2 separate regions of the Mus musculus genome follow, and region 1 is linked to region 2. The links are chromatin loops, found by intact Hi-C in ENCODE. Cell type or tissue: heart. All regions are shown on one strand. Each heading gives the region's core, and the rest is flanking DNA. Links, peaks and the distances in the headings are about the cores only. Region 1 has its middle 24 kb from the start of Gm34655. Region 2 overlaps Trak1 (trafficking protein, kinesin binding 1).

The links. Hi-C counts contacts between places; a loop is a spot of excess contacts. Peaks named below come from ENCODE experiments on the same cell type or tissue, not always from the same donor. Only the 100,000 strongest peaks of a DNase experiment are listed, where the experiment ranks them.
Region 1: it touches region 2 in a loop (4-fold over the local background); 18 of 42 quality-filtered maps call a loop at or near these places.

Annotation. Positions count from the first base shown.
Region 1 is chr9:121,293,306-121,309,937 of GRCm38, reverse strand. It overlaps a transcript of Trak1 not described here. Among named protein-coding and RNA genes, the nearest start is that of Gm34655, 24 kb to the right of the region's middle. In heart, for the core only: CTCF peaks have their summits at 7,199 (motif pointing left), 8,819 and 9,495; DNase peaks (open chromatin) are centred at 8,617, 8,807, 11,087, 12,297 and 5 weaker places; H3K4me3 peaks cover 2,958 bases; H3K27ac peaks cover 2,843 bases.
Region 2 is chr9:121,367,827-121,375,826 of GRCm38, reverse strand. The region is part of intron 1 of Trak1 (trafficking protein, kinesin binding 1); the gene reads right to left. Among named protein-coding and RNA genes, the nearest start is that of Trak1, 4.9 kb to the right of the region's middle. In heart, for the core only: CTCF peaks have their summits at 1,054 (motif pointing right), 6,513 and 6,712; DNase peaks (open chromatin) are centred at 1,096, 3,426, 4,106, 7,866 and 3 weaker places; H3K4me3 peaks cover 1,559 bases; H3K27ac peaks cover 4,079 bases.

The DNA of each region.
Region 1 (16,632 bases), core at 4,692-12,691, 71 kb after region 2:
CAGGTGGCATGAGAGCAAATTTCTGCTCTCATAGGTACTGTGTACAAACACACCCTTGGCCTCCCACAGACCCCATCACAGTCACCATGAAAACTCTCCTTCCGGCTCCTTCCCCCTCCTTCCCCAGCTCTCCTCCCTTTCATGACCTCTTTTGCAACCATGCTGGATTCCTTCTACCTAAGACATCTCTCCCCAGATGGGCCCCAAACCCTTACCTGTTGCCAACATTGACCTGAAGACTTCACTGTCCCAAACATGTCAGCCTGGAGATCTGAGGAGCACATCACATCATGCCTGCCCCATTTGGGAGCACTCCCATCAGGATGCCTCCAGGGCCAACTGTGATGGCTTACCTTCTTCACACAGGCTCAGCCTTGACCCTGCCCCTCCCCCACCCTCTAGGCCCTCCTCCACCCCCAGCCTTCCCCTTTCCCCTACACATCACCCAAACTTGCCAGCTTCTTTCCACTCAGACAGGACCTACCATGCAAACAGAAGTCACCTCCCCTCAGGCTGAGAAAAAGCTTTCTCAGCAGGTCTCAGGCGCCATGGAGACCGAGGGGGCCCTAGACACTCACACTGACTCGGATCCTTTTACCACAGCAAAGTCAGACTCCCCACTCTGCCATGAGGCTTCTTTTTAGAAAATCGGCAGATTCAACCCTTTTCTGCCCTAGGGACCAAGTGGGGATCCTTGGGGTTCCTGGGGGTGACGAGTAGTCCTCACATTTGCTTCTGAGGGATGCTGTCTGCTGTCCTTGGCCAAACAGAATTCGACATGTAGAAAAATAACCAAACTCAGAGGGATATTTATAAAGTTATTTTTTTGAATTTTCGAGACAGGGTTTCTCTGTGTAGTCCTGGCTGTCCTGGAACTCACTTTGTAGACCAGGCTGGACTCGAACTCAGAAATCCACCTGCCTCTGCCTCCCAAGAGCTGGGATTAAAGGCGTGCACCACCATGCCACAGCTGCAAATGCAATTCTTGTCCCTTTTATATGTGCATCATTTCTTTCTGTCCAATCCCGCTGGGTTAGCTGGGGAGGGAGGGGGCGTGGGGGCGTGGCGGGGGGGGGGGCTCCCATGTGTAAAGCACTGACTATGACACCCTTTAGAACAGAGTTCAAATCCCAAGACCTACGTGACACAGAGCCCTGTGCTCTCTCAGTGAGCTCCCTAACCAGCTAGCCCAGGTACACAGTAGCAAACAACAAAAGAGAGACCTTGTCCCAAATAAGGTGACAGGTGAAGACCAATGCCCAAGGCTGTCTTCTGACCTCCACATGCGCATCATGGCGGCTACAAGTTTCCCCAGGTACCTACCATTCAGTATCTAAAGCATTCCCACCTATCCTTTTTATCTTATTCGGTTGATTTATAGATGTATTCACTTTTGGTTTTTTAAAGGTCTTACTTGCTATGTAGCTCAGGCTAGCCTCAAACTTGAGTCAATCCTCCTGCTCTCTGCCATCATGAGAGAAACCATGAACAAAAGCAACGTAGGGAGGAGAGGCATATTCATCTCACACTCCCAGGTCTCAGTTCATCATTGAGGGAAGCTGGGCAGGAATCTGGGGCAGGAACTGAAGCAGAGGCCATGAAAGGACAGTACTTGCTAGCTTGCTCTCTATGGCATACTCAGCCTGTTTTCTTATAACACCCAGGACCTGCCCAAAGGCAGCACTGCTAACAGCCATCTGGGCACTCCCACATCAGTCACTGGTCAAGAAAACGCCCCACAGACTTCCCACAGGCCAACCTGATGGAGGCAATTCCTCAGTTAAGGTTCCCTCTTCCCAGGTGCCCTAGGCAAGCTGACAACACTAACCAGCACAGCCACTATGCACAGCTTAATAACCTTTTTTTTTTTTTTTTTGGTTTTTTTTTTGGTTTTTTCGAGACAGGGTTTCTCTGTGTAGCTCTGGCTGTCCTGGAACTCACTCTGTAGACCAGGCTGGCCTCGAACTCAGAAATCCACCTGCCTCTGCCTCCCAAGTGCTGGGATTAAAGGCGTGTGCCACCACGCCCGGCTTAACCTTTTTTTTTTTTTTTTAAAGATTTATTTATTTATTTATTATATGTAAGTACACTGTAGCTGTCTTCAGACACTCCAGAAGAGGGAGTCAGATCTCATTACGGATGGTTGTGAGCCACCATGTGGTTGCTGGGATTTGAACTCTGGACCTTCGGAAGAACAGTCGGGTGCTCTTACCCACTGAGCCATCTCACCAGCCCCCTTAACCTTTTTTTAAATACAAGCAACTCTCCCAACTCTCATATACGGTACAGACACATCTATGGCAAAGGATGACATCTTGTATTTTGTTCTGTTTTCCCAGTGTGTGTCTGGGACCTTCATTGGCTTTGCAATCACAAAAACATCCTGCTTGTTTTCTCAAATAGCCAAGCTGTTTCCTTAAATACACAACAACAAACAGTAGGTTTCCCACAAGTGATCTCTGGAATGCCTGTATCCAAGCATCCAAGCATCCAAGCATGGGTCCAGAGGGATTTTCCTAATGTCATGGGACTATGGCAAAGTTAACTCTTTCTCCTCAAAGCCTAAACAGGGAAGCTGTCAAGGACACAAAAAAACACAGCCTACACCAATGCTTGATGGTGCTGAGGCCTCTCCCTGCTGTTGCTGTCCTGGGAAGACAGCAAACTGGCCAGGGCAGGTGGCCCACAGTGTGTAGGTACCATAGGTACCAACTCCTGCATTCCCTAACCACCCTCAGAGGTCACCACACCATTCAGGTGCAAAGAATACCTGGTGTTGTGTGACAAGACTTTCCTTGGGGGGATGCAACACACACAGCTACTCACCCCAAATAGGGAGGGAGCCCATGGCAGACCAAAGTGTGAATGCCACGAGTTTATTGGGGTTACTTACAGGAATATGGGTGAGAGATTACTTTCAGGAATGTGGGTGAAGGGTTACTTACGGAAGCAGAAATGATTCAGACAATGGCATCTACAATCCTGCCCCAGCATGGGTGACGGCTCACAGGCTGAGAACCTGGAGCATGCTGCACAGCCTGCAGACAGCTCAGCCAGCAGGTTGGAAAGGAACTTTTCCAGGTGCCTGGGTTGGTCTAAACCTCATCTCAGACAGTTTCTGCTTCTTTCAGGTCTGGCCTCTGAGTTGCCTCTGCAGCTCAACTTTATCCAACCTGAGTGGAAAGCTCAACTTTTAATGTTTACTCGTAGAGGGAGGGACCTAGTGAACTTGGTCTGTTTCAGGGACTTCCTAAAGCTATTTTGAGTAGTCTACCTTCTTGCAGGAGGGAATGCTTTAATGTCTGAGGAAACTGTTATACCAACACCAGAGGCAGAGGTGGGGAGGGGTGAGGCTGCAGAGGTGGGGTGGGGTAAGGTCTGGGAGGTGGGAGTGGGGGTGGGGATGGGGGTGGGGTGATGAAATGGTCAAATACTAGCACAGTGTGAATGAAGCCCTGCCTGAGTTTGATCCTCAAAGAAAAAGAAGAGAGGGTTTTATGCTAGGTTCAACGTTTCTAAGCACCGGTCTCCAAAGGGGAAAGGAAGGTTCAGTGCGCACGACATTTCCCCCAGACCATTAGATCCAAAGGCTTTTACGTCAGTCATCATGGTACACCTGTTATGCTAGCCCTTAGGAGGCAGAGGCTAGTGGATCTCTGTGAGTTCAAAGACACAAGTTCTCAGCTGAATGAATGAATGAATGAATGAATGAAAAATGGTTAACAAGAAGGTAAAGACCTTTCTTTTAACTAATAGATGAAAACATTCGTGTCCATAAAGCAGAATTATCTGATATCTACAGTATTTGGCATCTCATTTAAGACACAACATGCCCTGAGCCATCTCAGGACATCTGTCCCCACCCCAGGCTCACAGATACAACCCCATGAGTCACACATAACGATCCCTTCCTGTTCTCTTTCACACTTTGCTCTAAAACCACTATGGGGTCCCCTGAATCACAGGTCATGGGCTTGCGTTTCTGTTTGTTTGCCTGCGTTTTTAATCCTCTGGCACAAAGTTCACCAATTCCATCCATACAGGATGGCACGCAACTGCCCATCCCTGTAGTTGAAGCACGGCCTCAATTTTCTTCCCCAGTTTTAGCAGTAGCGAAAGGTGGCTAAGTGGACCCATTGAAAATGAATGACCCTTGATATCATGGCCATCTCCAAAGTTCTCAACTCAGAGTCACAAGCTAACAAGCTAGCCCTATTTACCATGAGACACCCCCACACCCAGTATACAGAATGTGGCTCACCGGTAAAGCAGAAGTTGGCCTGTGCAAAGCTGTGGCTTCCATTCCCAGCACTACAAAATGAAACAGCACACGTCATTTCAATCTGGTTAAGACTTCTTTCTCTCCTAGATCCACCAACTGTAATTCTGGGTACACACCCAAAAGAAATGAATGTAGGGACCCAGTGTATTATTTGTATGGCAAAGGTCGCAGCAATGTGAGCCACAGTGGCCAATGATGGAAACCCTGGTGTTCAGTAATGGACAAAATATTATTCAGGCCGGGGATGGTGGCACGTGCCTTTAATCCCAGCACTCAGGAGGCAAAGGCAGGCAGATTTCTGAGTTCGAGGCCAGCCTGGTCTACAGAGTGAGTTCCAGGACAGCCAGGGCTATACAGAGAAACCCTGTCTCAAAAAACAAAAAACAAAAAAATTAAAAAACAAAACCAAAAATATTATTCAGCCTTACAAAAGAAATTTGACACATGCTTCAACAATAACAGCAACAAAAACACACAAACAAACAAACCAGCAAAATGAGCCAGTCACCGAGGACAAGATGGCTTGTTTGGCATTTCTGGTGTGGCCAAGTTTAGAGACAGGAATTTGGGGTGGGGGGTCATCAAGAGCTGGGATGGAGAGATATGTTTAATGGGTAGTGAGTGTTTCAGTTGGGGACAATAAAGAAGGTCCTGGAAATGTAGGTGAAGGTCTCTACACAACGCAGACATATTTAATGCTACACACTGAAAGCAGTTAAAATGATATATTTATGTAATATATATTTCACGGATATTTTTAAGTGAAATAAAAAATGATCGTTCTTAGAAAAATCTAGGTTTTCTGTTACCTCACGTTAAGGGACTTGTGTAGCTATGGGGAAGGACATGAATAATTTGCCAAGGATTGGCTGCCTGCTCTCCTCTGTATACAAGACCGTTGGGGAGCCAGAGGCCCGAGGGGTCCGTGGCTTCGTGAAAGGCAGGCAAGAGCAGGTGGCACACACGGGCCTTGGATCTTACACGCCAGCTGCCACTCGGCCACTGTGCCTTGTGACACTTCTGCTTGGTGTGAATGACCCAAAACTTTAGACCCACTGAACAACAAAACAAGAGTAGATGGGTGAGTGTGTAAAAGATCCAACTAAGAACTGGGCAGATTGGTGGGTGAATTCTAACTCAGCAAGACTGGGCTGGAGCTGGGCTCACTTGATGGAGTGCTTCTCCAGCACACACGGAGGCCTGATTTGGTCCCCAAGCACTAAAACCTGACGTGGTGGTGGACTCCTATAATCTCAGCACTCAGGAGGGTCAGAAGTGCAGTCATCTTTAGCCACATGACAAGTCTGAGGCCAGCCTGGGCTACATGAGACCGATCATAAACCAGCAGTCATCCATCTTTGCATATATGTGTCTGTGCGAACATATGCATATGTATATGTGTACAGTCATATATACATAAGCATATTCATGTCTGTGTATATGTGCATATACGTGAGTGGGTATACGCATATATGTGTATGTATACGTATATGCCTGCATACCTATGTATACATAAACAATACCTATCTTGCTGATGTCTTAGCTCCCTGTAGAGGCAGGCGGGGAGTGTTCCCGGCTGACTACACTTGGGGCTGTTCTCTTGGCTGCTGATAGAGAATAGCAAGTCAGTCCTTCCTCTCTTCAGCCCCTCCCACTTTACAGTTCATTGCCCAGGATTAAAGGAAAATGGGGTTGGGGGAGGAGTGGACTCGACGATCTTTCCTAAAAAACACTAAGCCCTTTCCTTTCACTGCCTGGCAGGGGCGAATGCAAGGAACACTGAGCCCCAGCTCTATCCAGCAGGGAAGGGACTTACTCCGCCCAATGTCCACAAGGTCTGGTCAGCTCAGAAAAGAACCTGTCTGCGTAAGCACATGGCGATGATGGCGATGGCTCTGTGCACACTGCCTGGAGACGTGCTGAAAATGCAGGCTCGGATTTAGCAGGGCTAATATTCTGCAGATCTAAGAAGTCTCCAGGTTGACAGGATGAAGGTGATGGTGGTGGTGGTGGTGATGGTGGTGATGGCAGTGGTAACAGCGGCAATCGAGGACAACTATGACCAAGATGCCCCCCGCCCTGGCCCCATTCTGAGAAATGAACCCTCTATGTTCCTGAGGTCTGCCTGTGCCACTACAACAGGGACCGAAATTTACACAGAAAACAGTGGAGGCTAAGTTCCCCCCATTAAGTACTACCCTCTTAAGCTGCTCCTCCTCAGGACACAACCGCCTCCTGCCACCGTGAAGCAGAGCTCTTAGCTTCTTGGCACAGATGAGGTCTCTCAGCTTGGACTTATCCCTGGGAAGACGGCTGACACTCCTGCAGCTTAGAAGACTCTGTCCCTACTCCCAGAGAAGTCTCCTGAGATCTTCAGACAAGCAAGTCTGGGACAGCTCCCACACCCCCACATAAACACCTCAGCCAAGTGAGGCCAAACTACATCTAGCATTAGAGAGACTTCTTCTCTTTGGCCACATCCCAAACCGGAAATAATTTCTTCAGGATAGAGGTGAGCCTGTATGAGGCCAACGGGCTGTACTGTTTTCTAAAAGCCGGTGCTGGAGAGATGGCTCAGCAGTTAAGAACAAATGTTGCTCTTACAGAAGACTAGGTCTAGCCAGGCAATGGTTGCACATGCCTTTAATCCCAGCACTTGGGAGGCAGAGGCAGGCGGATTTCTGAGTTTGAGGCCAGCCTGGTCTACAGAGTGAGTTCCAAGATAGTCAGGGCTACACAGAGAAACCCTGTCTCGAAAAACTGAAAAAAAAAAGAGGAGGAGGAGGAGGAGGAGGAGGAGGAGGAGGAGGAGGAGGAGGAGGAGGAGGAGACTAGGTCTCTCAGACCCCAGCATCCACATCAAATGGCCAAGACACTTCAGCTCTGGGGGGACTCTAACGCCCTCTTCTGACCACCTCAGGTACTGCATTCATGAGCAAGTTCACAGAGATAAACATACACACATAGCTTTTAAAACTAAATAAGACCCTGACCTCTCCCAGAATGTTCGATGGAGCAAATTGTCGGGTCCCACCACACATATTCTTGCTTAGAAAGAGCTGCCTAGCCGGGCGTGGTGGCTCACGCCTTTAATCCCAGCACTCGGGAGGCAGAGGCAGGCGGATTTCTGAGTTCAAGGCCAGCCTGGTCTACAGAGTGAGTTCCAGGACAGCCAGGGCTATACAGAGAAACCATGTCTCGAAAAACCAAAAAAAAGAAAAAAGAAAAAAGAAAGAGCTGCCTAAAAGGGCTCCCTTATTCCACCAACCAACCGGGAAAGTCAGAGTCTATAACACAGTGGCTCCTCCTGTGTAGACAGGCTCTTCAAATCCAAAGTCTGACTAATAGTGATATTACAGATATAAATCGCTTTGAAGCAACACAGTGAGTGTGGGATTCCCGTCAGCTCGTCCCCGTAAACCTGCCAGAGGATGGAGGCATATTTCAATCAACATGATCGGGTTATCTAGAACTAAAGTCCAGGAATCAAGGCTGAGAACAGTGACACTGAGGTACCGGGAAGAGTGGGTAAGGTGAGGGCACAAAGTTCAGAAGATACGGTCAAGTCGTACAGTTCTCACATTCGGGGCTATCTCCAACTGACTCTCTCTCTCTTTTTTTTTTTTAATGTTAGTGTATGGATGATGTGCATATGTGTGTTCACGTGGGTACATGCGTGTGCATATGGAGGCCAGATGACGACCTCAAGGGTCATTCCTTAGAAACTGTCTGCCTCGCGTCTTGACACAAGGGTCTCTCACTAGTGTGGAGCTCAACAACTGAGCTGAACTGATTGGCCAGAGAGCCCCAGGGATCCATTTATCTATCCTGCCTCAGTGCCAGAATGACCCAGGTGACCCAAAATGACCCAGATGACCCAGAATGATCATCTGAGGCCACCACGCGTGGATGAAGCACGAGTCGCACTTTACTGATCTCAGCCATCTACTCATCCCTGATTCTTAAGAAAGACGAGAAGGAGAAGGAGAGAGAAGATGAGAGGAAGCAGAGAGACAGAGAGAAGCCAAGACTGAGCAGGGGGAAAGGTTGGTTTACAGTCTCCCGGACACACGCAGCACGGTCTAACTCGGCAATCCAGGTCATTTATATTGTGGTGGCTACTCTGACATCCCTAGTTATTCACAGTGTCCACTTCCGGCTTGGCACAACACTCTCTCTGGTGAACTCTCTTCTGCTCTTGAATGTCCTGATGCGCCAGACATCTAGAGCCCGAGGACGGCCTGGAAATGAGCCGCCTCTGGGCCTCTCAGGCTGGGAGTGTGCATGCATCACTCTCCAGGGTCAACGTAGGAAGGAAGACTGACACACAGGAGGCTAAGAATCCCATCCCTGACGGGGAGGTGAGTGGGGAAGGGCAAGCATGGTGGGAGATGGGGACCCCGAGAGGCCACGTTTTCAACCGTAAGCACAAAACAGGGAAGGAACCGGATGAAGTGGGACACAGAGCCCACCCCTAGTGACACATTTCCTCCTGCAAGGCCTCACTGAGTAAACTTCCCCAAACAGCACCACCACCTGGGAACCAGTGTGCAAATGCCTGAGCCTCCAGGGCACAGCTTTCAGGTGTTGGGGAAGGCAGGATGCATTTTCTGTAAGCCCTTCTCAATTCAGATGTTAAAGTACCTTTACTTCAAAGCAAGAAGAGTCCTGGCTGGGTGCAGTGGCTCTGGCCTGTGGTCCCTGCAGCGGGGAGGCTGAGGCTGGAGCACCTTGAGTCCAGGAGTGACAACTAGCTTAGAGCAACATAATGACATTCTCAAATAGCAAGCAGGACAAATCCACACAGTGTGCTGGCATATGCCTGTATCCCAGCCCTTGGGAGGTGGAGGCAGAGGGATTAGGAGTTCAAGATTAACCTTGGCTCCATAGCAAGTCTGCTGTCAGCCTGGACTGCACAAGACCCTCCCTACCCCTCAGACCCACCAAAAAAAAAAAAAAAAAAAAAAAAAAAAAAAAAAAAAACCCTGAATTCTATTTTCTGGTCTTCATCACAGTAATCATTAACTCAGAAAAGCATCAGAGGCCACGGCTAAGCTCCCAGACCCTCTGCCAACTTCTTGAGCCTTGAAGGCCACAGGAATGAATTAGAAGCATCAAGATAAGCCACTTTGCAGTGTGACACTGTTTATAGCCAGCAGCCACCTGAGAAGCCACTGCCCCCAGCAGTCAGAAAGCTGCACCTTGTAAAGTTCTTAGAACGATGAGGCCTTTGGAACAGGTGGCCTGGGAGCTTTCCGGCTGGCCCAAAGCCTGGACAAGGATTCTGAGATGCCCACACACCATCTCACCTGGTCTCTGGTGCACTAGCCGCAGCGCTCTAAGTAAGCAAGCTTCCCCATCAGCGGTGCCACACAGCCATTCAGAGAAAGCAAAGTCCGGCCTAGACCTTCAGATAAACGTGCTGGCGCTCACGTACACCACATGCTTAGACGGACCTTTTCAAGACTGAAAGCGACCCCCACTTGGATACCCACCCCCCAAGAGGGCAAGCTGGATCGAGGATCATTGTTCAGAAAGAAAGAAGACAGAGGCGGAGCCAGGACACTCATTCATCCCACCCGGCAGACTTAACCCCAGACGGCAAAGTGAAGTTGACGATCCCTGCGGCCCTTCCCGTGGAGACGGGTCTTCTAATATCTCTGAAAAAGAGCATCCTTTGTCCCTCCGTTTTCAAACACATGGGGCATAGGCTCAGCCTGGAGACGCCGGCCACTGCAATGTCCTCGAGTTTGTCAAGCTTGTAGGGCAGAGACCAAAAGTGCTTCAAAGGCCTGTGTGTGGAGGGCTCCATCTGGGGAGCCCTCAAGAAGGTGAGAGGGAAGACTCACCACTCTGTGGAGTTGACCTCTGACCTCTAGACATTGTCATACACACGGTAATAAGAGAAAACGAAAAAGGTCTGATTGTGTGTCTACAACCTATAGTGAGTTTAAAAGAGTGCCTCACCATCCAAGCCTCCCTTACGGAACCTGCCCGCTCACCCACTGTCTTATCAGATGCCTGGAGTAACTCAACAATTAGGCCTTTATAAAGTGCCCAAGCCTAGAGGAGCAGGAGGCCTGCTCTGCACCTGGGAGCTGGAGGTCAAGGTCGGGGAGCGCAGGTGGCTTGTGCCAGAACCATCCAGCAACGAAGAGGATGCCGGGTGTGCAAGACCAGAGGCAGCCTCAGACTGGTGAGAAAGAAGTCTTCATTCAACGGCTCACCGACAAACAGAGGCAGCCATTTGGAAACTGAAAGTTTGAAACCCCTTTCACTGTGAATCATGAGCCATGTCACTGTCAAAACCTGACTTGACACAGACTATAAACCTATAAAAGTTATCATTACCATAATATGTCTTAATTATTCCCACCAGGACTTTTCAAAAGTTACAACACTACAAGCTCAGTCAGACCTGAGAGCCCTCCATTGACCTATAAACTTTCATAGCAAACAAACTAACAAACAAAACCACTAACTCTGTATTCCTTCCATTGGTCCAGTTGAGTTTGAGGGACCAGGATACATGGGACAGGCAGGTAAGACTGGCTAAGGTAGGGGCAAGGTCACACAGTCTGCAGAGGCTGTGAATCTCATCTTTTCCACTCCAAGACCAGCGTCCTTACCTCAGGAGGGTGGAGCTCAGCTCTGCGCAGGAAATCAGACCCCAACCGTCCCAGGGGCATCAAACAGGAAATGGACCTGGTGCCTTGCCAAGCGGCCAACGGCAACCCAGCCCTTGGCAAACCCTTGGCAAACCTGCTATGCCTCCACCTGAGCGTTGAAAGTCAGTTTAGCATCCCCCTGGGCCCAGCTCTGATCTGCAGCTGTTTCTCCACTTGGCCTGGGCTTCTCTGTGAGCAAGCTGGAGTCAGAGGTCACAGAGGCTGCAGCCTTTAGTGAGAGACCAAAGGGGAAGGCAGCTGTCTGTCGCCCAGGTCCACCTCCACCTGTCATCTCCACCCCAACAGGGAGACCGCCCCACTGCACCCATGCGCGCGCGGGCTCACACACAAACACATACACACATACACAGGGGCGCTGGAGGCTGCTCAGAGCTCAAGCTGCCCTCCTCCCTCTTGACCGTTCTGGTAGTTAGAAATTGGAAAGGACCCTGTGCCTAGTCTGTTTCCTTATGGCTTCCTTCCACCTTCCCAAGACTAGAAAACCATGCAGGAAAAGAACATGTATCCTGGCTACCCTCTACAGACAGTACGGTCAACCTTACACAGAGTTTCAAAGTTTGCGAAGCAAATCGGGAAACAACAAGAAAAAACCCCCAGAGGCCTCAGCATCCATTCTTCTGCTCAAAGTGGGCAGTAAAAAGTCTGTCTGAGCAAGCACAGGCAACTGCTTCTAAGGCTGAGGCTTTGCTGGGGGAGCGCCAGGGAACTTAAAAAAATCTTCCCTTAACAAAACCGAAAATTTTGTTTGTCCTGACATTTGCTTTTTACCCTCAAGAGGCTGACCTTGGAGACGACACAGAATTGTACAACAGAAGTAAAAGAAGTGACCCAAAGTGAACTCCTTCACTCTCAAGGATAGAAAGGGGGGGTCCCTAGGCGCACGACGTCATTTACATGAAGTTCGGGCGGCGAGTGGGAATGTGGGTGCTGCGCGCGCTCCGGCCCCGGGCTCTCTGAAGGTCGCCAGACTGTCACCGAGGCTGCCGGGGCCCAGAACTGGAGTACATGCGGCGCGGCGGGACACGGTGCCCTTAGGGCACCTTTCCGGGTGTCCCGGATCCTGCAGGTGCCACCGGGGAGCAGCTGAGCCGGGGGCCCTCCCCAGCCGCAGGCCCGGAGCTCGAGCGACTTACCCGCAGGAGGCGCGGGGGCGGCGGGCGCGGTCCCGGGGCCGGTGTCGCTGCTCCGATTCGTTGTCGGCCCGGCCCCGGCCGCCAGTGGCTCACGTTCCCGGGACTGCGAGGCTCAGCGTAGGCGGGTGCCCGGCGATCCGGGATGCTCCGGGGCTCTTCACGCGCGTGTCACGGGCCGGGGGCGCGCGGGGGCGGGGGCCGAGTGGGCCCCGGGGTGGCGAGTGGGGGCGCGGCCGGGGACAGGGACGGGGCCGGGGATCGTGTCGCGGGCGCCGCAGCGCGGCCTCTCGCCATGGCTCCGCGCGGCCCAGCCTCGCGCCTCCCCTCGCGCTGCCGTCACCGCCCGACGCGCGCCGGGCCCTCCCCGTCCGTCCCCGCCCCGCCCCGCCCTCCTCGCCCGGCCGCCACCTGCGCGACAGTCCTCGAGCGCTACCGTCCTCGGTCCCCGCAGCGAGAGGCTCCGAGACCCCCAAAGCTCTGACCCACTTGGCACCCCGGAGCGTGCGCCGGGACCGCTCGCTGGGGCGGCTTGGGGACCCCACTGCCAGCGCTGTGGTCTTGGGGTATCAACCCCGGAGTCAAGCACAGAGTTAACGACGCAGGAGGGGGCCATGGACCAGCCATGAGGGCAATGCCATCAAATGAGGAGCTGGTGGAGGTGGCAGAAAGGACAAAGAAACCCTCCCGGAAGCAAATAACATGCAGACTGGTTAACATGGCCCAGCATACGCGGTCTGCCTACGGGTCACAGGGGACACTGGACGCACTTGGAGAGACCCAACCTGAACCGAAGATGAGGAGAAAATAAACCCCTCCAGACCCTCCACATTTCAGGACTAGATAGGAACTGAACAGGAAAATTGTCCAGGCAAAATCTTCCTTGAATGCTCACTGAGAGTTGGGGGAGGGGGGCATTGGTCACTAGATATTTGCTTGAGCTAGCCCATTTCTCCACAGACTTTCTCTCAGCGACACCTGGACAGGGGGAGTGAGAATGCCCATTCAAAGCACAGTAGGGGGGACACGTTGACCTCTGGTGAGAGGTGGGCATCGTCCTTAGAACCCTACTCTACCCGGTACTCCTAGGAGACTTAAGTTTCAGTAAACCCATTATGAGCTACATTTATTAAAGAGGGATGAGCTGTGTCCCAAAATCCCCATGCCATAAAAAACACACACATGAAACTTAAAGATATGAAACCTGTCGGGAATGGGAGGGCTGACTGACTGCGGCTAAATGGTGTGCCTTTGCTGCACTGGGTGGTGTGCAGAACATTCCAGCTGACCAGACTGAAATCTGCACTGTACGGCCTAAAATACTGGGTTGAATTTATTATGTGCAGTCAAGACTGTCATCATTAGGACTTAAGGGGCAAAAGCTTCAGATGATTTGGGAAGGAAGAGGCATCCTGATGGGAGCAAGGGAGAAACTGGATGGGCCAAACATTATCAACGAGTCTCAGTGCTGGGTTCTAGAGTATCTTTCTCTTGTCTTGTCTTGTCTTTTCTTGTCTTCTCTTCTCTTCTCTTCTCTTCTCTTCTCTTCTCTTCTCTTCTCTTCTCTCCTTTCCTTTTCTTCTTTTCTTTTTTTATGTGAGTACACTGTTGCTGTCTTCAGACACACCAGAAGAGGACATAGGATCCCATTACAGATGGTTGTGAGCCACCATGTGGTTGCTGGGAATTGAACTCAGGACCTCTGGAAGAGCAGTCAGTGCTCCTAACCGCTGAGCCATCTCTCCAGCCTCTAGAGTATCTTTTATGGGTTTGAAGTTCTTTCTAAATAGAAGAGTTCTCCAAAACATCAAATAAGAGCTGAGGCCAGGTGGACAGTGTGAGTGTGTGTCTGTGTGTGTGTCTGTGTCTCTGTGTGTGTCTGGGTCTCTGTGTGTGTCTGTGTCTGTGTGTGTGTGTGTGTCTCTGTGTGTGTCTGTGTCTCTGTGTGTCTGTGTGTGTGTGTCTGTCTGTGTGTGTCTGTCTGTGTGTCTGTGTCTGTGTGTCTCTGTGTGTGTCTGTGCGCACATGTGTGTGTGTACACCTATGTGCTTGTGAGTGTGTGTATGCACGTGTGTGCATGTGTGTTTGGAGAATGCCCATTGTATGTATGTGTACATGTCTGGGCGTGTACTCATGGCCCCACTGGGAGGCTAGGAGTTGACATTAGGTGTCTTCTATTGCTCTCCACCTTACTCTTTCTGCCTTGAGAATTTTATACATGTAAACAATGTACTATGGTTGTGCCCATTTCACACTTCCTACCCGACATGGCCACCCAGCACATTCCCCTCAGGACCTCATGTCTTTTCCCCCAGCAACCCAGTTAATGCATCGGGGCTGCTCTATGTCCTGGGTGTGAAGCATCCACTGGAGCATGGTACCATTTGCACTCCCCAGCAACTATCAACTGCCGGAGGCTCCTACATAAGGGGTGGGGCCTGGATTTAATCTGTCCCATCTCTGCCCACTTCTGTCCATCTTCGTCTTGTGCTGGTGACCAGAGCCGGTGCAAGTCCCTGTGAGTGACAGTCGTGCCACGTGCAGAAGACAATGTTTCACAGCCAGCCCCCTCTCCATCCTCCAGCTCTTACATCCTGTCTGCCCCTCTTCTGGGATGTCCCCTGAGCCTTGGAGGGTGGGGTCACTCACTGATGAAGCTAGACTGCCTAGCTAGCTAGCCTTCAGAATGAGCCCATCTCTGCCCTTCCCTGCCCCCAGCACTGTTATGACAGTCACATGCCATCATGCCTGACCTTTTAGGGAGTACTGGGATCTGGGCTCAGGTTATAGGTTTACATAGTCTACACTTGACCACTGAGAGTCATCTCTCAGCCCAGTTTTGGGTTTGAGGTGGTTGGGTGGTTTTGGATTTTAGAGACCATCTCATACAGCCCAAGCTGGCCTTGAAGTGGTCACTCTGCCCCTGCTTCCCAAGTGCTGGAGTTACAGATGCATACCACAGCAGCAGGTAACAAAACATTATATTTTTTATGATAGAATGTAAATGTGCAATTATATCAATGGGATTTCAGTCACACAGATTAAATCATCAGATATATGCCAGGTTTGATAGACTATGGCAGGCTGGCAGGATCTAGAACAAGCAATCTGAGAGGGACCAGCTTCAGTACCCAGTATTCAGTAGGAATGGTCCTGCATACAACCTGAAGTCTTAAAGGGGCAGGGGCAGATTGTCTGAGGTAAAACCAGTAGATCCAACGCCTTCTGGTTCTGGAAGTTAAGAACCGTCATCTGGCCTAATCCATCTCCTTTCCCTTGGGACGTGATCGCAGTTTGAGGTGTGGAACCAGGGCCCCCCTAGTTTTTTCCCACTGCCATTTCAGCCATTCCTGACTCCCCTTCACTGTAGGATGACTCTCTCTGTCAGGAATCCCACAGCCACCACGCCTGACTGGGATCCAGGGTAGCACCCTGCTCGACCCTCATCAGAGAAGGTCCTTCTTGCAGTGGATGGAAACTAACACGGAGACCATAGCTGGACAGTGTGCAGAGAGCAAGAGACTTCAGAGCACTCGGTCCTGCGTGGGATTTCTGTGTCATATCCTCTCCTGGAGGCTCAAGGGTTTGTGTGACAGAGAAGGGGAGAGAGATTGTTAAGAGCCAGCATGATGGGTGGCTCTGAGGAAACGGTGTCTTCCAGACATGATGGGACTGGTGTACATATGAGCTCACGGAGACCGTGGCAGGAAGCACAAGACCTGCACAGGCTCAAGCCTGAAACAGTCCCGACGCCCAGAGAGGGAAGCAAACACAGGCTCCCATCCCGATCAAGAAGCAAGTAGTCCGTACCCGCTGGCAAAGGGAACCTCGGTTTTCTCATCTGGAGTGTCGCTGCGTATATCAACCACACTCCAGGGCAGGATGCTTGATCAGAAGCAGTTAGCCAGCACAAAACTGGCTCCGCGTGTGTGCACACGAGCGTGCCGCACACACTGTCAGTGTGAGTGTGTGTGGACATGTGTGTGGTTTGGTTTGAGAGAGAAAAAGAATATGAAATTGGGTGGGTGGGGAGAAGGATCTTGGAGGAGTCCAAGGGGGGAGAATATGACCAAAATATATGAAAATAAAATAAACCCTAGACTTAAAAACATACAGCCAGTTGGGGAGAGGTGTTCTTTCAGCCCCTTCTGGTGTGTACACGCCTCTTCATTGTGGACCTGTGCAGCTGAGGGTAGCCTTGACTGTGGCCAACACAAAGTGGTGAACTTACTTTAAAATAAGGCATCTTTACCATTTTTTTCAGTTTAATTTTTTTTTTAAGTTGGTTGTGCTAGAGCACAAACTTTGTAGATGACAACATCATGTCACAAGTCTGGACACCTCTCATTTGCAGGAAACTGCGGGCAGAAAAGTGGCGTAGAACCACAGAAGCATCAAATTAGTGGTCAGCCCATAACTGCAGCTGTCCTATGTTCCTGCATTTTTACCAGCTGTCTGAGACTTGCTTCCTACAGTCACGAGACGCCAAGCTGGTACAGATCCATGAGGTCGGCCACTCAGTCCCGGTCAC
Region 2 (8,000 bases), core at 1-8,000:
CTTTCGGCAAAGCCTCTTTCTGAGCGTGTGTGTGTGTGTGTGTGTGTGTGTGTGTGTGTGTGCACATGTATGTGAGTGTGTGTGTGTGTGTGTGTGTGTGTGTGTGCACGCATGCGCATGTACATGTGTGCACATGGCTATAGGGGCTGTGTGTGTGCATACGCGTGCACATGTGTGCACACGGCTATGGAGGCTAGAGGTCCCACCTTGGGTGTCTTTCTCGTTTGTTCCCCTTGTTTTCTGAGAGAGTCTCTCCCCTTTTCTTGGCTCCCACAGGTTAGGCTCAGCTGGCTGCCAGCAATCCCTGGAGGTCTGCTTGTCTCTGTCCTAAGTGCTAGGATTACAGGCAGAGAATAACACCCCTGGATTTTTTTTTTAAATGTGATTCCAGGTCTTCATCCTTGCTCAGGCATCTCCCGGCCCTCAAGTTCTTTAATTCAGAGAAAAATTAGTGGTATCAGGTGAAGCTGTTGTCCAAAACAGACAAACTTCATCTTTTCCTTATAGCTGTTAAGTGACTAGATGTGAACTGATGTTTCCCTAGCCCAGAACAAATTAGGACAAGCATTTGTGAGTCACTTTGCTGACCCCAGCCTCTTCTTGGGCTTCACAGGGATAATGTGGGGCTTAAGGTCAAGTTTACCATTTGCAAATCACGTACGTTCTGTGCAGAATCATTCAGACCTGATACCCGTGGCATGGCTCCAAGCATGTCAGAAAGCTTGGGCAGGGCAGGGACAGGACATAGCTCAGTTGGCAGTGCAGCCTAACATGCTGGAAGCCCTGGGCTCAATCCCCAGCACCGCAAACAGAGTGCAGCACCAATAGATAAGGTCTGTCCCAGGGAACGCAGGCAAGGAACATGAGATTAACTTGACTCTGGTCACACCCTCCACTACAAGGCCAATTTCCAGGATAGTCTCCAGTGCTCAGAATGGCCAGGGAGCAAAGCCAAGAAGAGGTGAATAAAGAAGGTTTCCCACAATCTACACAGCTACAATAACAGACCCCTCTGGGAGATGGAAACACAGGGTGTGGGGGAATAGGGCAGCTGCTGTAGTGCTCTATATGTCCACTAGGTGGTGGTACAACACCACACTCCCAGCCTCACGGGTCCTCCTGCCAATCACAGGCCTAGGAAGGACATGAGCCCAGAAACTTCCAAGACTGCTACATGGCATGCATGCTCTTGTTCTTCTACGTGCACGAACACCGAAGAGCAAAAAAAAAAAAAACTGCCTGCTGTCAGGCTCCTCTCAGATCTCACTCTGCCCCGTGCCCTCCTTCCACAGCTTGTCATTAGGCCATTGCGCTCTTGGTTCTCCTGTTTCTCTTCCTCTTTGGCCTTCTGTCTTCTTGATCCTCTCTTCCTCCCTCCAGCCCCACACCCACTCCCATGCCCAAGTCCAATCTGCTGGCCATGTTCACTACTTTCTCCCCTGTTCTAGACTCTTCCAGATGCCTACAGCTCTACTCTCCCTCATATCCACAATAAAAACCTCCTCAGCCATCCCTTGGAGGGCCTGTGTCCTCAGTTTATAAGCTAACAGCTGTTAAAGTCGCGCTGAGCCGTGAGATTCAAACCAGAACAGATGCACACAAGGGGGAACAGCCCTGGCATTAGCTGCCTTTCAGGCTCATGTTCCTGGGAGGGGTTGCAGGAAGGGTCCTACCCATGGGGCCTGTCCTTGTCCTTAGAATGGACCCTGGACTGAGGTGGCTCACTTTAAGTGCACAAAGCCCTGAGCTCCTTCCCCAGAACTCCAAAGAGCCTTAGAAATAAAGCCTACCTCCCTCCCTCTGGGAGCTTAGTCTGTCTTGGGCTTTTATAGAAACACCTGGGTCCGTCCAGCTGGGACTGAGCCTGGAGGTGAGAGTTAGGGTGTGGGTCTGGGTGGCTCCCTTAGGATCTGCATTCCTCGGGCATCTCAGGTCCACTGGCCCACTGAAGAAGGTCTTACTTGCTAGAGACTCAAACCATCTCATAGACCCAGATCCCAGACTCCCCATGACTACCCATCCCCGTCCAATTCCTCTACCTATGCACAAGTACAGGTGGTGTGTTCTACCAAGTCCAGCCACTCGTGCAGGCAGTGGCCACCACACACTCCCTACCTCCCAGTTCCTGGTTCTCCTCAGCTGCAGTGGGAATCACACATGGCCTCTGCCAGCCACACAATGACCAGTCCTGAAATCTGGACCTTCATGCCCTTGTCTCCAGCCTCCCCTCTGTTTCTCCCAGGATTCCACATCCAGACCAAGGGTCAGACAGCCTGCTCAGCCTCAGTTTGCAATGGGTCCTGGGGTCGAATTCACCCTAAGGTATCCGCAGAGCTCTCACTGGGCGAAAACCAAAAGTCTGTGGAAAACCGGTTTTAATTTGTTTCCCCAGCTGCTGTGATAGAACTCTGACCAAAGGCGGCTTGCAGGAGGGGAGGCTTTGCATGGCTTCAGTCCATGGTGCAGGCATGGTGCAGGCGCGGCACTGGCCATCACAAAGGGAACTGACAGCGGGAACCTGGAGGCGGGAGATGAAACAGAGGCTGCGGGGGGGGCACTGCTCCTGGCTCGCTGGCCACGGCTTGTTCAGATTGCTTTCTTTTCTCTTCTGTTTTTAGTTTATGTGTAGGGTTCTACGCCCACAGAGGACAGAAGTGGGTGTCAGATACCCTAGAACTGGAGTTTGAGACCACTGTTCGCTGCCATGTGTGGTGCTTGGAGTTGAACCCACATCCTCTAGAAGAGCAGATAAACCCACAGTTTGCTTTCTTACACAATCCAGAATCACCTGTCCAGGGGCGACACCACAGTCATGGGCTAGGCCCTCCCTCTGCAATCATTAATCATGCAAATGCCCACAGAGTTGTCCACAGGAAAATCTGATGGAGTCTCAACTCTTCTCCCCACATGACTCCAGTTTGTGTCAAATTGACAATAATAACAACAACAATAATAATAGTAACAACAACAACAAACAGAACTGAGAGCAGTTCTCAGTGAATGAACTCAAGTGTCCCCAGACTTCCTTGAAAATGGGGCTGAGTCCTGGGATGCTGTGGCCTGCACTCATTTTTCTAAAGGAGACCGAGGAGGAGGAGGAAGAGGAGGAGGAGGAGGAGGAGGAGGAGATGGGGTAGATGGAAGGAGGAGGGGAGGAGGAGGAGGAACAGAGACAGGAAGGAGGGGAGGGAAGGGGGAGCTTGGGGGTGGTGGGGAAGAGCAGGGAGAGAGAAGAGCTGGAAACAGGAGCTGCCCAGGGTCCCTCTGTAAACAGTGCGGGGGGGGGGGGGGGGGGGGCCGGCTGCTGCCACTCTCAGGGTGATAGCTCACAGCCCTGCCAGCCCTGCAACCCCATCTGTTTGAGCCGTCTGTGAAGTCTCAGGGCCAAAAAAAATAAGAAGGCCGGTGGGGTGGTCACTGCTGCGTTTATGTAAAGAGCATCTGGCACCTGTGGTAAGGAGGCTCTGTCCCTCCATCCCTGCTGAGCTTTTTGACCAACAGTCAGTGAAGCGCAGTGAGCCGCAGAGGCTGGGTGCTGAGCTGGGCCAGACAGGAAACCTTCACTACCGTTGATCACAGGACACATCACAACTTTACACATCAGCACAGTGACAGGCACTTAACAGATGCCAAGGGAACCCCAAGGATGTCACCATCATGACAGCTTTAGAGATGGGGAACAGGCTGGTAAGTAGACACCGGCCTAGGGCGGATGGGAGGGCCACAGCCACCACTATGAACAGTCCAGACTAGCCAGCCTTAAGCTCTAGATCCAAGCTCATCACAAAGCTGTGCAGCCCCTCCCTTGGGAACGCAGACTACGCCTGCCCCAGCAGGAGCTGAGATAATGCAGGACGGACCCAGAACCCAGAAGGACAGTCAGCCGGTGTCCACGCATACATCAGATAAAGAGCTCACAGAACCCTTAAAAATCACTGTGAAGAAAGATCAGTCCATATACTCCTTTAAAAGGCGGGGCTACCCAGAAGAGTTTGCCAGAGTTTACCCGATGGACGCCAAGGAGAACAGAAGGGAGAGGGGGAAGGGAAGGGAGGGAGCCGCTCTGGGGAAATCCTGCTCCCAGAACAGCTCAGGAAGCTTCTGTCCAGCCCCGCCCCGGCCCCGCCCAGGCCCCGGGCCCAGCCCCGCCCCGGCCCCGCCCAGCCTCTCTGGGAACCGCCGCCAGCGCAGCTGCTCCCAGCAGGGCTCATAGGAAGAGCGGCAGCCTCTGGAAAGAGCAGTGTAGCTCAGCAAGTGAAACGGACCGAGCTGTTGGGTGGGGGTTAACACATTTCTCAGTGTCACAGGTGTGCTGACGAAGGACAAAGGCCAGACACATCTGCAAGTGAGAATTCAAAGCAGTTGGTTGAGGGATCTGGGGCTGGTGTCACCATGGGGGACAGGAACTGAGAAAGGGTCTGTAAATGGAGGCTGGCTGCAGGGCTACCTGTCTTAACTGCTCTGCCAGCCAGGCCCCTTCCTTCCCTCTACCTCCCTCGGCTTCCCTCCAGACCAGCAGCAGCCACCAGGGTTTTTCTCCAAGCCAGTCAGACAAATGGACAGGCAGACAAATGACAGAAACACAAGAGGCAGGCAGACAAATTAGACAAAAGGCTGTAGCAGGCGACAGAGTGAACTGGTTAATCATGAGGCAGGAACGATAAAGAAGCTAAGTGAGCGCTGACTGCATACTAAGCCTTACTAAGGATTCTGCGCCTTATGTATGCCCTTGCTTAATCCCTTCAGCAGTCTTACACGAGGTAAAGAAAGGAAGGGGACTTTAAAGGTATTTCATGAAAAAACGGAAGCAACCCACTGTGTGAGCTACAGGCAGAACTGATAATAATGTGAACAATACATGTTCATACAACACCTCCATCAAAGTCCACCAAAACTCAGGTCCGACTCCAGGCAATCCCTCTCAGACATTAGAGACATTGCTGGGTGGACGCACAGATCTTCCCAATCCTGGAGAACAGATCTGCAAAGCTTAGCAGCCCACACAGCAGTCTATGGAGAGGGAATTAATGACGTAGTTGGTGGCTAGGGAGACAACAAGTAACTTACTGACACAGGCTACAAAGTAACACAGATGATTACAAGGAGAGTGTGCACTGAGACATCTTGCGGAGAGGAGAGCTAAAGCAGGGGTTCTCAGCCTTCCTGATGCTGCTCCTTTAACACAGTTCCTCCCGTTGTCATGACCTTCCACCCACAAAATTATTTTCATTGCTACTTCATAACTACAACTTTGCTATTGTTATGAATCGTAGTGTAAACATTTTTTGGAGATAGAGGGTTGCCAAAGGGGTGGAGACCCACAGGTTGAGGACCACTGGACTAACGGGTCACTCTGCGGCAGTAGGAACTCACTCCACTTTTTCTGCTGCACACTTTTTTACGTGAGGCGCCTCACGGAGAGCTTCAGAAAGTGGGATTGGCTCTAGCGGAAGCAGTGGGTGTACATTTCTGTGAAGACAGGCAAGAATGCAGCAGAAAGACCGAATGTTTTCAGCCACAAGGAAGTGAGGAACAGCCTGGTGAATCCCGGCTCTCGCTCCTTACCTAGGACAGAACAGGTCCCAGGAAGTGCCAGGGACTGGCGAGGGTGGTCCTGGGATGCATAAGTCACTACGCAACATGACTTTTCCTGTGGGTCTCGGTGCAGAAAGCTCGGATGGTGGATAAAAAGCAAACCCATAGACAGACCTCCCAGACTGAAGCCTGCTCCGCAGGAATCGATATCTTCACTTAACCTCCCTCAGCCTCAATTTTTCCATCTATAGAATGGAAAGCATGGCCAAAGGTTGCCATACTGCGTGATGATCGTGAGCTTCTGAGAAGGCCTTGGTGACCCTTGCCTTAGAACACCCATCATCAGGAACACAGCATCACAGTTGCCCACGGGTCCCCTGGGTGTGTGTCTCATGGCTTTTGGGGTGCCGACAGAAACACTGAGTGTCTACCTAGTCTTGTCCTGAATCTTGCTCCTGTGGCCTGGTGTACCCTGCACCTCCCCTCCTTCGCTCCCGGGTGCACCCCTGCTGAGTAGGGAGAACCAGGTGCCAGGGCTGAAGGCCAGGCCTGGCTCTCAATGAAATGCTCCTCCATTATAATTTATTGCTTGCTTGCTTGCCTCCAAAGTGGCTTGGGGTGGGTGAAGGCTGTAACAAGAGACGTGCTAATGAGAGCCACCACCGACTACATTAAGAGCCTGCTTCTGAGGAAAGCAAACAAGCAAACAAACAAACCAGGAGGAAGATAAAAACTACACCAAGCACCTGGGAACTACAGTCACAGTTATAGGTCAAGACTCTGATTTACGGGTCGGCTAGAGGCACTCAGAGAACAAAGGTGTCTGCGGCCAAGCCTGACGGCCTGAGTTCAATCCCTGGGACCCACACAGGGGAAGAGAACTGACTCCCACATGTCCTCTGACAAATGCAAAATATATATATAAAATCGTCTACCTGCAGGATCTCCACTGTTAGGCCAGAGAGATCCAGAGGGAAGGGGCAGGAACTGATCCTTTTTTTTTTTTTTTTTTTTTTAAAGATTTATTTATTTATTATATGTTAGTACACTGTAGCTGTCTTCAGCCACTCCAGAAGAGGGCGCCAGATCTTGTTACAGATGGTTGTGAACCACCATGTGGTTGCTGGGATTTGAACTCTGGACCTTCGGAAGAGCAGTCGGGTGCTCTTACCCACTGAGCCATCTCACCAGCCCCAGCAGGAACTGATCCTAATGTAGGACTTTGAAAATCCTAGCAATTCCCTAGATTTAGTCTAAGCTGCAGCTTCTCACTGTGCCCCACTAACCCACTGTCCACTCCTTCCTGTTTCCTTCATGGTCCAGTAAATATCACTTAGATTATAACTTGTCAAAGGGAAGTATTAAAAATACATTCCTAGAATTACTAAACCATACTTTAAGCTAAATGAATGAAATGTTCAAGAAGGGCCTCATGTTTTATTTAAGCCTGAGGAGGCTAAGATGCCCCATTTGGTGATTAAGTGTTTGTGATAAGGGACGGATTCCTCGTGTGGCGACTTTGGGGTGAAGGCGGGGGGGGGGGGGCAGAGGGGTGTGGAGTTCTGGTTGTTTTGCTTTAATGTGTTCATGTATGTGTATTTCTGTAAACATGCATGTATGTATATGTTCCCATGATGGCCAGAAGTCAGCCTGTGTCTTTTCTCATTTGCTCTCCATCCTTGTGTTTGAGAGAGGGCCTCTCATTGGCCTGGGGCTCACCGATTTATCTATATGGGCCAGCAAGCCCAGGGGTGTTCCTGTCTGCCTCCCTAGGGCTGAGAAAATAACCATGCGCCAGCACACCTGGCTTCAACATGCAGGTCTAGGGCTGGAACTCGTGCCCTGGTGCTTGTGTGGCAGGCACTTGCTGGGCTGAGCTGTCTCCCAACCCAAGCATGGTCTCCCTCGGGCAGGGCAGATGCCAGGAGTCTCCATGCCCTGAGAATTCCTTGCTTGTTTTCCAAGGTTTACAGGGGCTCACTTACACCCATGTTCACCTCTGGGCTTTGTGCAGGACCAGATTACTGAGAAACCCCAGAAATTAACAGATATCGCATCAAGAACTTGGTCCTGAACATCCAGGGGCTCCGTGCACCTTCATCAGTTAAGACTGCAGGTTTGGAGTCATCAGCTTAGGAATAAGACTTAAAAGTCTACAAGCCTGAATTTGTTAGTAGGGGACAGGAAGAGGCCACTGTGGAACTCAGTAGGCTTTGGACTACAGACAGGAAACTAGATGGGTCATCCCATCGTCAGACTTGAATCCGATCCACTCAGAGGAACTGAGAAGCCCACAGCAAGCAACAAGCCAGAGCAGGCCGACATAAAGCTCTCGTCAGGGGTGTGGGGACCACAATCACAGGGCCAAGCTTTGGGCAAAGAAGACACAAGAATGTGGGGGAGGGGGAGGGGTGCTGAGTAGTTCTGCTCTTCACATGTGAAAATCCCTTGCTGACCCACACACC